Regions from separate parts of the Homo sapiens genome. Here region 1 is linked to region 2. Evidence: chromatin contacts called from ENCODE Hi-C data. All regions are on one chromosome and are shown on one strand. The core of a region is the stretch at or near the end of the contact, and the rest is flanking DNA. Distances in the headings are between cores, read along the strand shown.

The links. A loop is a pair of places that touch in the nucleus more often than their neighbours do. Pooled maps may share reads with other maps.
Region 1: a map of GM11168 shows a loop between it and region 2 (3-fold over the local background). The contact joins two enhancer-like sites. A Hi-C loop is called at or near these places in 2 of 168 maps with a recorded cell type or tissue (GM11168 and sigmoid colon), 1 of 37 single-sample maps with no recorded cell type and 9 of 50 pooled maps.

The regions. Positions count from the first base shown.
Region 1 is chr9:70,611,454-70,617,887 of GRCh38, reverse strand. It overlaps TRPM3 (transient receptor potential cation channel subfamily M member 3), which reads left to right. Exons shown (of 26, transcript NM_001366145.2): 18 at 1,813-1,980. Among named protein-coding and RNA genes, the nearest start is that of MIR204, 200 kb to the left of the region's middle. Within about 2 kb of position 2,572, at least 8 of the 41 ENCODE cell types and tissues checked have a DNase peak (open chromatin) inside an H3K27ac peak, as active enhancers do.
Region 2 is chr9:70,156,489-70,162,948 of GRCh38, reverse strand. All of the region lies in intron 9 of MAMDC2 (MAM domain containing 2), which reads right to left. MAMDC2-AS1 (MAMDC2 antisense RNA 1) reads left to right here. Exons shown (of 4, transcript NR_040076.1): 3 at 5,207-5,437. Among named protein-coding and RNA genes, the nearest start is that of MAMDC2-AS1, 16 kb to the left of the region's middle. Within about 2 kb of position 3,033, at least 2 of the 41 ENCODE cell types and tissues checked have a DNase peak (open chromatin) inside an H3K27ac peak, as active enhancers do.

The DNA.
Region 1 (6,434 bases), core at 1,323-3,822, 460 kb before region 2:
GTTCAAGCGATTCTCCTACCTCAGCCTCCCGAGTAGCTGGGATTATAGGCACAAGCCACCATGCCTGGCTAATTTTTGTATTTCTAGTACAGACGGGGTTTCATCATGTTGGTCAGCCTGGTCTTGAACTCCTGACCTCAAGTGATCCACCCGCTTTGGCCTCCCAAAGTGCTGGGATTACAGGCATGAACCACTGGCACCCAGCCACAACATGATGTTTTGATATACATAGTGAAATGGTCACTCTAGTCAAGCAAATTAACATATCCATCATCTTGCCTCATTACCCTTCCCTGTGTGTGTAAGAGCACCTAAAATCCACTCTCTTAGCATATTTCCAGTATACAGTACAATATTTCAGCTAGAGTCCTCGTATTGTACATTACATCTGTATGGTACATACTCATCCTACATATCTGCAACTTTGTTCCCTTTGACCTATATGGCCCCATTTCCCATTTCCTCCCCTCCCCAACCTCACCCCTGCCCCTGACACCCACCATTTTATGGGACCAATACCCCTTCTCCATACCACTCTTCCTGTGGGCTCTTGGCCTAGAGTCACAGAAAGGTTCTGTGATGTGGGTCATGGGCACTCCATAGCCACACTGCTGGTGACCGCCAAGCCCGGCCTTAGGAAGGGAGTCATGCTGGCTCTCAGCTCCGAGGACAGGGTGTCATGTCCCCTGAAGATGCCAGCATGCCACCTGAGCCTTCGTAGGCCGGCCAGGCACCCAGAATTCAGCATCATGAATTCACAGCCATTTTCCCTGAACTACTTTGGCGTCCCTGTGGGCATTCAAGCAAGGACTGTTCCTGCCTCATTACTTCAGGATCATTTTTCCTGACCCTTCAGAGGAGTCTTAGCCCCTCATCTTGGAGCAGTTTCTTTAAGGAGGTTCATCTTCAGAAGTCTTGTGCCCCAGAATTGTTTTAGGATTGAGAGAAGAGGTGAGAGAGGACTTGGGGAATACAGTCAGACATCAGTATTATCATGCAGAAACACACTTGTTCATTCTGAAGAATGAGACCGCCCTCTCAGAAGAAAGGCTTCCGTATTTAGTGTCCTTGCATAGATTTATGCGTGATGTTTATACATGAGAGAAATACAGCGCTGGCTTCTCCTGGGGCTTGTGTGTAAGGGGACTCTCTCAGCACATACGGAGCCCACTGGGGGGTGTGTGTGTGTGTATGTGTGTTTGTGTTTCTGCTGTTCTCGTAGCAAATACCAGGAAGATGCCCTAAAATGAATTAAATGCTTTCCTACATGTATTCTCTCAAGGTCAACTTAGGACAGCATTTTTTTTTTTTTTTGCAGAGATAATCAGATAACACATAATCCACTCCACTTGACACATTAGCAAAAAAAAAAAAAATGCCAGTGGACAGATGTATGAATTGATTTCACAGTCAAAATCAAGCGCTGTCTAATGGCTAAATGTAAATCTGAATTCTTTCCCACTTTTGCCTTAAATAGAGTCTCTCTTTCCTCTGTTACCCACATGCAAAGTGGGTGTTAATTGGGTAAGACAAATTTGGGCAAAATGCTTTTTTCCTCCAAAAATGAGACTGAGCTGTGCAAAATATTTCCTAGATGGGACAAAATGATCCTCTTAGTATTAATATGTTAATATGTTAGTTACTCAGATGTCCAGGTCCCCCACAGAGCATATAACAACTGTGTGTGCATGTGTACACACACACACGCATACACTCTTATACCCCATACCTCAGGCTCTCTGATTCTAAACAACCACCCTAATCTTAATCCTTTAAATGTGATTATTATTATTATCATTATTATTACTTTAGGTAATTCTGGGAATTCTACTTCCTCCTTCAATTCTCAGCTTGGAGTTCAAGAACAAAGACGACATGCCCTATATGTCTCAGGCCCAGGAAATCCACCTCCAAGAGAAGGAGGCAGAAGAACCAGAGAAGCCCACAAAGGAAAAAGAGGAAGAGGACATGGAGCTCACAGTAAGAAAACATTGCACAGTTATTCTCTATGGGCAGAATTCCTAATCCACTTGTCCCACCGATATGCTCAAGATTCAGTAACTCCTTAGGTCAGACATCTGTTCCCAGCCTTCCACCAGGTTTAATCATGGAGTGCTTTCATTTCAGTATTGAGACCAGGGTATTGGAAAAGTGTAAATAGCATGACCATAGGGTCCACCCATATGTGAAGTCTTGCAGCCAGCTAGTGGTGCAGGACAAACCAATGAAATTCTAAAGCAAGACACTCTACATTTTCCAAACAAGCAAAGCTTTTTAAACAACCAGATGATGTGTCTGTCTCAGCACACAGAGAAGGAAAGGGAATCCATGATTTGAGAGCAGCCGGCTTCACTGAACTGGTACTGTTCTGCGGATCAGAAGCTAAGCCTGTATCTGTCTTCAGGGTCAGGCTCACAATTACAGCACTAATTGAATTTTGAGGTTTGTATGCAAAGCTTTTATTAGCTCTTCCTCATATAATTATAGAGCATAGAGGCTTTGTTCTGCAGAGGGAAGGGGGCAGCTGGACATGGGACAGCTTCTTGCAACCCCCGCCTGAGCAGCGTGACTGCCACTGGCTCATGTGCAGAGGCTAAAAATATCACATTCTGTTAAAGGGACAAACAAGGCTTCATAGCTTGGAAGTCATCAAGCAACAGCTCCATAAGGACTTTCTCAATATGCCTCACCCTCCCTCACCACCCCCACCAATGACCATTGCTGTAGTGACCCAGAAGCTATAAGGGGTGAAATCACAAATTAATTTTGCTCAGGTGACAAAAGGCCTTTGCATTATTATCCTAGTAGGACAGCAGTGTGAATTGTTTCTCCTGCAGGTAAACAATATTTGCTTCCAGTAGGCTTCTCCTAAAGATCTATTTGCAGACATAATCCCTGACTTACTGAATGAAAGGCCAACTTTTGTTTCAGTTTGAGGATTTGTATAAAAATCTGTGGAGGAGTCGGCTCAGCTCTGTAACAGACGACTGTCTTCCCTAACAATCTCACCATAGTTTTGTCCTCTGAATAGAATATAATAGTTTGATCATTAGAAGAAAATTGGCAATAGTAATACTGAATCTTTATGGAATATTTCAGCTGAACATGTGCTCTGTAGCCAGAATCCTGCCCCATTACCTACTTGCTGTGTGACCTTGGGCACAATTTTATAACCTCAAACACAGGAACAATAATGTTGTCTACCTCACAAGTAGTTGTCTCGTGTAAAAAGTGTGCCTGTAAACTACTTATATTGGAGACTGGCACACTGTGAACTAATACTGTTTTAACAGTGCTAAGTGCTTTACACATACTTACTAATGGAATCCTCACAAAAGTCCCACAAGATAGGCACTATTATTATCCCCATTTTATTTATTTATTTATTTTTAGAGACAGGGTCTCACTCTGTCACCCAGGCTGGAGTAAAATGGTGTGATTATAGCTCATTGTAACCTCAATGGGATTCAAGGGATCCTCTGGGCTCAAGGGATCCTCACACCTCAGCCTCCCAAGTAGCTGGGAATGCAGGTGCACACCACAACACCTGGCCTTTTTTTTTTTTTTTTTTTAAGAGATTGCCCAGGCTAATCTTGAACTCCTGGTTTCAAGCAGTCCTCTAGCCTTGGCCTCCCATAGTGCTGGGATTACAGGTGTGAGCCACCACACCCAGTCCTAATCCCCATTTTACAAATGAGGAAGCTGACAGTCATAGAGGTTAAATTGCTCAAGGATACCCAGCCTGTTCATGGCAAAGCTAAGATTAGAACCCAGGCATATAGACTCCATCAGCCACACTTTTAGACAATAGGTTAAGGGTGAGAGAGAATGTCTCTCTAGTCTCAAGTGTGGCCACTCAGCCGATTTGGTCCACCATGTAGCAGAAAGAATCCAAAAGTGATGAATGAGCCTCCAAAGTCAAGTGTGGCACAGTCCTGACATCAGCACACATCCTAGGAAGACATCCAGAAACTGAATCAGCATTCTCTCTGGTTGGGTCTCAAGGAAGAAAGCAAAGGGAGGTAGCTTCCCCTGCTCAGCCTAGAGCTTTGAGAACCTGATCCTTCAAGAAGCCACCATAAGAGATGCATCTCTAGACTAAGAGCAAAGTTTAGTAACAAGAGAATAGACCCTGACGTTGTTTACTAAGAGCCCAGTAGAAGGTTCTGCAAGAGCTTTGCTGCCCAAGCTTCTTCTCCACAGGCAGAAACAGCAGGGAGAAGGAAAGAAGGAAAGGACATGTGGCCTGGCAAACTCAGGGCTGGACAGCAGTTGTCTGTAAAGTGGACCCTTCCCTTGACTCTGATGGCAAATTCTGTCACTGCTCAGGCACTGGTCAGTGGACAGAACTTGGACAGAACTGCAGAGTGCAGCTCATTGGCACTTCCCCTCCTTTTATGGGATTGATATTTGAGCTTCTGTGTTAAACCAGTATATCCTCTCTTGGAATGGGACATTTTCCTTTGGCCCTTCCAAAACGACACACGAAAATATCAACCTCAATTCACTCCATTTTTGTAGCTTTTAGTAGTTTAGTTCACCTCAAAAGAACTTTCTCAGCCTTGACATCTGTGTCTAGCCAGCATAGATTCTCAAATCATGCTGTGCAGTTTTGTCTATATTTGACCCTGTTAGATTCTGCTTTAAGGAATGTCAAAGGAAATGTCTGAATACAGAGAAAAGACATAAACAAAATCACAAGTTAAGCTGCTTAGGCTGGAATTAATGAAATGTCAAAAATGCTTTACTTAAACCCGTGAAAGACAAGCCTTTTACAAATGCATTCATGCTGGAATATATCTGAATAATAAAGGCAAAACAGGTTTTTGCTTTTGTTTTGAATGCAGTGCTGGTTAAATGTCTCCACTTTGCCTAATAAAGTCCCCACAAGTCCACAGACCCAGGACATGTCTATAGCTCTGTTGGGAAAGTCACCATCCCCAGAAGTTACCCCAAAATGCCACTCTCCAAGATGCCTAAAAACCTTCTGGCTGTCTTTACTCTCATCTCATTGTGTCCGCAAATAGCATTAGATTCTCAAGCATATAAATAAGCAGAACAGAGGCATGATAATTATGTTACATAAATTATAGACAGCCAAATGTCATGTAACCTCAGTTTCTTGAGGTCAATGATCAATATTTATAGAATTCTATCACAGTCTAGTGTGCCATGTCCATCAGAAAGATTTACTCCACTCAATGATGAAAATACACACTTCAATAAGTCTTAGTATGGAATCTAACTTTATTAACCCAAGGGACTTTTCCAGCCGGAGTCCACAAAGGAATGGAAGTTACCTTCTCCAGAAATCCTATTGGTTACAGGTCAATCATTTGTGATTATTACATAGTTGAGTAAAGTGGATATTTGAGGTAATGAACCAAGTAGTTGAAACTAATATTTGTATACTTTAGGTAAAGTGGTTTTAAGCCAGAATTATCTAGGATTGTCTCTATTCTCAACTTCAAAACTAATGCATTGTTTCTATAATGAGCTCTCTCAACTTTAAGCTTGTTTCCCAGTACTCTGTCTTGCCCCAAATCCTTGTCAGTCCTGAAGTTATAAAGTCTTACCCTGTCTTCACATGTAATAAAAATCTCCAAACTTTGTGAAACTAGCTTTGTGTTAGAACAGTACTGAAGAATTAAAGTCAAGAAATTATGCTGTTATAGATTCTAATAACACTTTTTTGTTCTAGTGAGTGAGTGATCTCAACTAGATCATTTTAGTCAGGAGTGTCTAAGAAGGTCTCAGTTCACTTTAAAGCCTAGCTAGTGTTTACTGAGCACTTACTAAGTGCCAGATGCTACCTGACTTGTAGGCCAACCCTATAGTGAGTACTTTATTACCCTCATTTTACAGTTAAAGAAACTAAGTCTCAGAGTGGTTAAAAACCTTTCCCATGGTGCCACCAATTTGAAGTGTCTGAGTTAGGATTCAGTCTCCCGTCTGAGTGACCCAGGGCCTGGAACTCTTTCTCAGTTAAGTCATTATAGTTGTCACTGCTACTGTTGTCATGAATGAAAAGGAAATGATTCTGTTCTCAAGGAAATTTCCAGCAGCTTGGAGATGAGGACCTCTCCAGGTCAGGCCTGAATGGAATCCTTCTCCTAGTCCCACGTAGTTGCAGAGGAAGGCAGTGTTCACAGGAACTTCCATAAAACTAGTACCAGCAGTAATTCAGGATTTACAGTGTTTAAAATTAGGGAACCAAGGCACATGCCTAAGGGTCAGGGAGAAGTCGCTAACTGTTTTAGTCCCGTTTTCACATGGCCATAAAGATACCACCTGAGACTGGGTAATTTATAAACCAAAGAGGTTTAATTGACTCACAGTTCTGCATGGCTGAAGAGACCTTGGGAAACTCACAATCATGGTGGAAGGCAAAGGGGAAGCAAGGCATGTCTTATATGGTGGCAGGAGAGAGAGAG
Region 2 (6,460 bases), core at 1,784-4,283:
TATAATTTTAAGTCTCTTCTAAAGTTTTTTTTTTTTTTTGAGGGGGGTGGTTGATTAGGAGGAGGTCTGTGTGGAAACCCACCTACAAGGTTGTGTTAGTCCAAGGGGTCAGACTGCCCCTAGGCCTGTCAAAGTTCATAAAAGTTCCTGGTTAAAGTACCCACGAGTCCAGGTGCCATGGCTCATGCCTGTTCCCAACACTTTGGGAGGCCAAGGCAGGCAGATTGCAGCCAGTTCGAGACCAGCCTGAGCAACATGGCAAAACCCCCTCTCTACTAAAAGTATAAAAAATTAGCTGGGCACGGTGGTGTACACCTGTAGTTCCAGTTACTCAGGAGGTTGAGGTGGAAGGATCACCTCGGCCCGGGAGGTTGAGGCTGCAGTGAACTGTGATCACATCACTGCACTCCAGCCTGGGTGACAGAGTGAGATCCTGTCTTAAAAAAACAAAACAAAACAAAAGTACCCAGGAAAGAAAAAGTAGAGAATCAGGTATGTCAGGAATTCATGTTCTCAAACCAAATCAAGATAGGTTTTAAAATAATCAGGGTTATTGCTTTTCACTTTATAGGATGTTATAGTTTAACAACTACCAAATATAATGAATAGAATTTTGCCAGGAAATGGAGGAAATAAATTTTGTTGGGTGCTGTGAAGTCAAATCAAATCAAATCTTTGTTATATAGTTCAAAAGGACTGTTTGTGTTAAAGAACTAAACACTGGCTGTATTAAATATTTTTTCACTGCCTTTTAGAGTAGATTCCATGACCTGCTTGATAGACATGGTAGACTAGGTTGTTGGGTTAATCCACCATCTACTTTACCAATTGAATGGCCCCATTTAGGCCTATAATTAGCATGTAAATGATAGCTTCCAGAAATTGCCTTCTATATTTGGATAGAAACATTTCAGTCCTGTGCCAACAATATCATAACTTACCCATTTTCACAAAATGAACCTAGTTAAGTTCTTATTATAAGTGGTAGACCTCAACAATTTCCCAGACGGTTTGATTTTGAGTTAAATTTAACTTTTCTTCTGATGAGGTTAAAATCTTTTGAAATCATTTGCACAGATAAATTTGGTTACGACAACTACAGAGTTGGTGGCATAATTATTCACAAAATTACTATAATCCAGTCAGTGAAATTCCAGAGCCCTTCATTAAGATGCTACTGACACATCTGTAAGATATACTATACGATGTAATTGCATTCATTTAACTGTTTGACAATAAGTTGTAATAGAGTTTTTAAAAAATTTCAATATTGAGATACTTGGCAAAATGGATGAAATTATTACAAATCCCTGAAGGCAGACTAAGTGAAGCTTTATCTAGAAAAGTAAGTGTGAGGCTTTAGCATTCTTAGAACCTAGCACTGTTTTGAGAAATAGCTGCAAAATTGCAAAAGCATGCCTGCTGCAGATACTATATTTGGTCTTCATCTCCCACAAAAGGCAGAATGACCATGTGTTTTTAAATAAGTTTTTAGCTGACCAATACTTTTTTTCTTAAAGGACCCATCTGGTTAGTTTTTTCTTTTTTAAAAGACCCATCTGATTTAATTCAACTTTTGGCTCTTACAAGCGACAGAGATCAAGCAGCTTCCAGCTTTTCTCAGTGTGAAAGTCTTTCTGCTCCCAGGAGCCTTCAGGTCTGGGCTAGGGACCACACTGTGATAGAATACAGGCCTGTAGCTGAACTTTTTCATTGCTATTTGGATGGTAAACATCCAAACCTCTCAACTCAAAGATTTCAGAAATCTGCTTTATTTTCTGATCTTTAGGCCACTGTAAGGGGAGGGGAGGTTCCAGAAGGGACCACAGAATCAGCTATTTTTTAGAATGAAGAACAGGTCCAGAGAGCCTGTGATAGCAGCTCACACAACAGCCAGTTGCAGACTCGGGTATGAAACATTACACCCCTTCCTGATCCCTGATAGAATGTATTTCATTATACAGCCCCCTCATTTTCCCTATTTTGCTTTAGGTATCTTAAAATACGATTCTGAGAGACATGATGCAACTCCCCAGTTAATAGCATGGGACCAAACATTTCTTTGACTTGTGTTTACAACAAGCTTCCTGTCATTTTGCCTTACGTTTGTTGATGGAGTATTTTGGTAACTCAGCACAGGAGCCTGACTCTTACATAGATTGTGGCTGATTTTCAGAACTGGCTAATGTCGAACCAGCCATAGTATCTCCTCCTTTCCACAGCAGCTCTTCCCTCACCTCAGCCACGTCCTTCTCACCCTTAGCCGAAGACATCACTGCCCTGCTCTGCGCTGAAAATGTAGGCCCCCCAGAAAGAATGCTCACAGCTTCTCCGACATCCACATCTACACCCTTATCTTCACTTGCACCCATTTTCACTTTTCCCCCTTGTTTTGAGAGCAAAGTGTGTCTGATTGCAAAGTTCATGTTCTTTTCATGGTGGGACAGAGAAGACTAATCCTACACAATTAATGTTGAAGATGCAAGTGGAAAATAAATGAGAAAAACCTCTGAAAAAAATGAACATTAGACAAAGCTAAGATGACATCATTTTTAATGTTTTAGTCTCTAATTCCCCACCCTAATAATGAAGACATTATTATATTTAATTACCCCATAAAGCTTTCATTATCACTGAAGGAAAATAGGTGCAAATGCCTTCCTGATTTTTACATGTACTCCTCAAGAGGGCAGGTGACCATCTGGTGACTTCTGTTTTTTGTTCTTTTTTTTTTCTGGAGACAGGGTCTCCCTCTGTTGCCCAGGCTAGAGTGCAGTAGCGCAATCACGGCTCACTGCAACCTCTCCCTCCTGGATTCGAGGGATTCTCGTGTCTCAGCCTCCTGAGTAGCTGGGATTACAAGCATGCGCCACCATGCCTTGCGAATTTTTTTACTTTTAGTAGAGACAGGGTCTTACCATGTTGGCCAGGCTGGTCTTGATCTCCTGGCCTCAAGTGATCTGTCTGCCTCACCCTCCCAAAGTGCTGGGATTACAGGTGTGAGTCACCGTGCCCAGCCAGTCTGGTGATTTCTAATAGGCCTCCGGGCTGCCTGTGATTTTGTGTAAAAAAAATCAGTGCTGGGCTAAAAATACAATGTGGTTTCTCTCTGGCCCACCTCCCATAGGGAGTTCTCCTGGTCAAACACTGCCCTGACAAATGTAATGTAATAAAATGTAAAGACCAATTTAATTGTCATGTCCAAGGACAGGCATTATAATTGGAGTCATTGTTGTGGCTCACTTGGAGTTACAAAAACGTCAGTCCTGCCAGAAGATAGATTTATAGAATGCAATCCACAAACAGCAAAAAGGAAGAATCTAGGTCCTCCTCTTGCCTCTCAAGGGCTCACTCTGCTCTAGATGAACCCCTCCTGGGCCTGAAGAAGACAGCAAGCACTTTTAGCAATCCTTTGCTAATAAGAATGCTGACTTTGCCCTACCCACCTCTGAGACATAGAGGCAATTAGCCTGATTTTCATTGATTCCCAAGCCAAAGTGTAGATCCATGAAGTGAAGAAGAGCTGCAGTTTAAAGCTTACATAACTCTTACCCCTTTTTAACCTATGCCACACTTATTTAACCAACTCCTAATAACAGACAATATGGTAGTTTCCACTCTCTCAGTATTATAAATATTACTGGAATGAACGATTATAGCTAAATCTTTGTGCATAACCATGATTATTTCCTTATGATAAATCCCTAGATGTAGAATTGTTATGTAATAAAGTATGCATGTTTGAGCGCTTCCTTTTTTATTCATGTAATTAAATTGTTATTAAAACATTGTGCCAATTTACCCTCATATAAGAGCACATGATAATCCTTATTTCCTTGCATCCTCACCTTTCCAGGGTAATGTTATACGTGTGTGTGTGTGTGTGTGTGTGTGTGTGTGTATTATGCATGCACACATATATGTTTATATATATACATATACAGTCATACACTGCATAATGACATTCCAGTCAATGATGGACTGCATGTACAATGGTAGTTCCATAAGATTATACTACCATATTTTTACTGTACTTCTGTCTCTTTAGATATGTTTAGATACAAAAATACTTACCATTGTGTTGTAACTGTTGCCATTATTTAATACAATAACATGCTGTATAGGTTTAAAGCCCAGGATCTGTAGGCTATACCATACAGTCTAGGTGTGTAGTAGGCTATACCATCTAGGTTTGTATAAATATTCTATGATATCCTCACAAGGACAAAATTGCCTAACAAACACATTTCTTGGAATGTATCCTTATCATTAAGTGATACATGACTGTATATACATATATAAGTACATTTGAATGTATTTATTCAATTATCAATTAAAAATTTTTTCACTTTAGAAAACATTAATATGTATACATATGTATAGTACATATATTGAAAAATAAATCTTTCACTTAGACCAGAAAACATTTATATGTATATATGTACATATTATATATATTTAAAAATAAATATTTCACTTTAGACCCAAATATGCATATATGTATATATATAAATGGGTATATATATTTATACTTGCATCTAAAGTGAAAGATTTATGTTTTAATTCATAAATTGAACAATACAAACAGTGTACAGTATAAATACAGCAATTAATACAAACATCATACTCCAGGGTATTATGTTTTTAAAATATTTTGATAGACAAATGTATTATTTCATTACTTTTAAGATTTCTTTGGCTGGGTGTGTTGGCTAACACTTGTAAAGCACTTTGGGAGGTCATACATGGGTGGATCGCTTGAGCCCAGGGGTTTGAGACAAGCTGGGTAATAGTGAGACCACATTTCTACAAAAAATGCAAAAATTAGCTGTACATGATGGTGCACACCTGTACTTCCAGCTACTTGGGAGGCTGAGGTGGGAGGATCACCTGACCTTGCAGAGGTCAAGGTTACAGTGAGCTATGATCACACCACTGGACTCCAGCCTGGGTGACAGAGTAAGACCCTGTCTAAAAACATAATGTCTTTGATTATAATGAGGTTGGGTATATTTGTGCATTTATTTTCTGGTTATATTTCTTTTTTTCTGATTTGCCTGTATATATCCTATCCGCTTTCCTATTGCTTAGTTTACCTTTGGCTTATTGATTTATTAGATTTATATATTTATTTTAAATGTATTAAGACTTTGTTGCATATGTTGCAACCTTTTTTTCCCCCTCTGACTTGACATTTGCCTTTCAGATTTGTTTATGTGGCATTCCTCGTTTGAATAAAGCAGAACCAAATGTCTTGGTTTGAAGATTGAGATGAAATGGGAGGGCCACAAATAGTAATTTATCTTTGAGCATCGTATAGATAAACATGTAACCTGATACTAAACAAAAGTAAATGCTCATGGACTGTCAGTGATGTGGTGGGATATGCCAGAGGGAAGTGATTTGTGGACTCACTGGAGAGAGACTTCTACTAGAAGTAAGTACTAAACAGATAGTGCAGAAAATATCCAGAGAAAGACATATAAGAGGAGGAGGGAAAGGTAGGCATATCTATGCAAAAGGAAATAAGGTATGTTTCCTCTGGTGAAATTAGAGAGTCTTTATTAATGTGTGAATTGTCAATTTCTAATTGCATGAGTTGAGCTTATAGCTCTAGAGGCCAGCAAATACTTATTTGGTCTATGAGCTCAGAAAACCAGAGGATCCCCAGAGAATCTCAATGCGAGCATCAAAAAATAATGTGGCATCACCTAGAATTTGGGAAAATATTTCTTTAAAATGCAATGACTGTACGGCTGTGAAATATTCACAAGATAGAAGTTTGGAAGTGGGGAAGGGAAGTGGTATTTTCAGGTTCATAAACAAACTTTGGAATAAATGTTTGCCTAATTAAGCTTATTAGTAAAACTATAGGGAAAGAATGCCTGGTCTGTCTTTTCGGATGTCTCCATATTGCTGGGAGAACAAATTGCTGATCCAACAATGTTCCATGAAATTACTCAGAAAACTCACGAAAGAATGGACTGACATAAACACTATGTTCGTGTAAAGTATGTGTCAGCAACTACCAGTTGTGCTAATCTATCTTCCCAGTAATTTTCTCATAAGTTGGCATGAAACACAGAAGGTCTCAACAAATAACTGAAAGGAAATGAAACAGAAGGAAAACAAGAGTATCTCAGCCTGCCTTACTCATATTTAAAGCAATGTAGAATTCATGAACTCACAAATGATGCTGAGTTTAGCTTGAAAAACTCAAGAGTAGGTTCCTTTTCCATACTTAGCTCCTTATTCTTTGACATGAAAACTTATTCCACTTGACAGTATAATTTTCCTTGTTCTGTGTACAAAGCCACCTTAATCTGCTCTATAATGTGTTGATTATCTTGTCAGTAATTAATGACCTTTCTATTTCTACTTTGCTCTCAGCTGCTCTGCTTTAATAATGCTGGGACATTAATATCCTGAAGCAGTTCTCTTCCAGTGTTCCCAGACATCA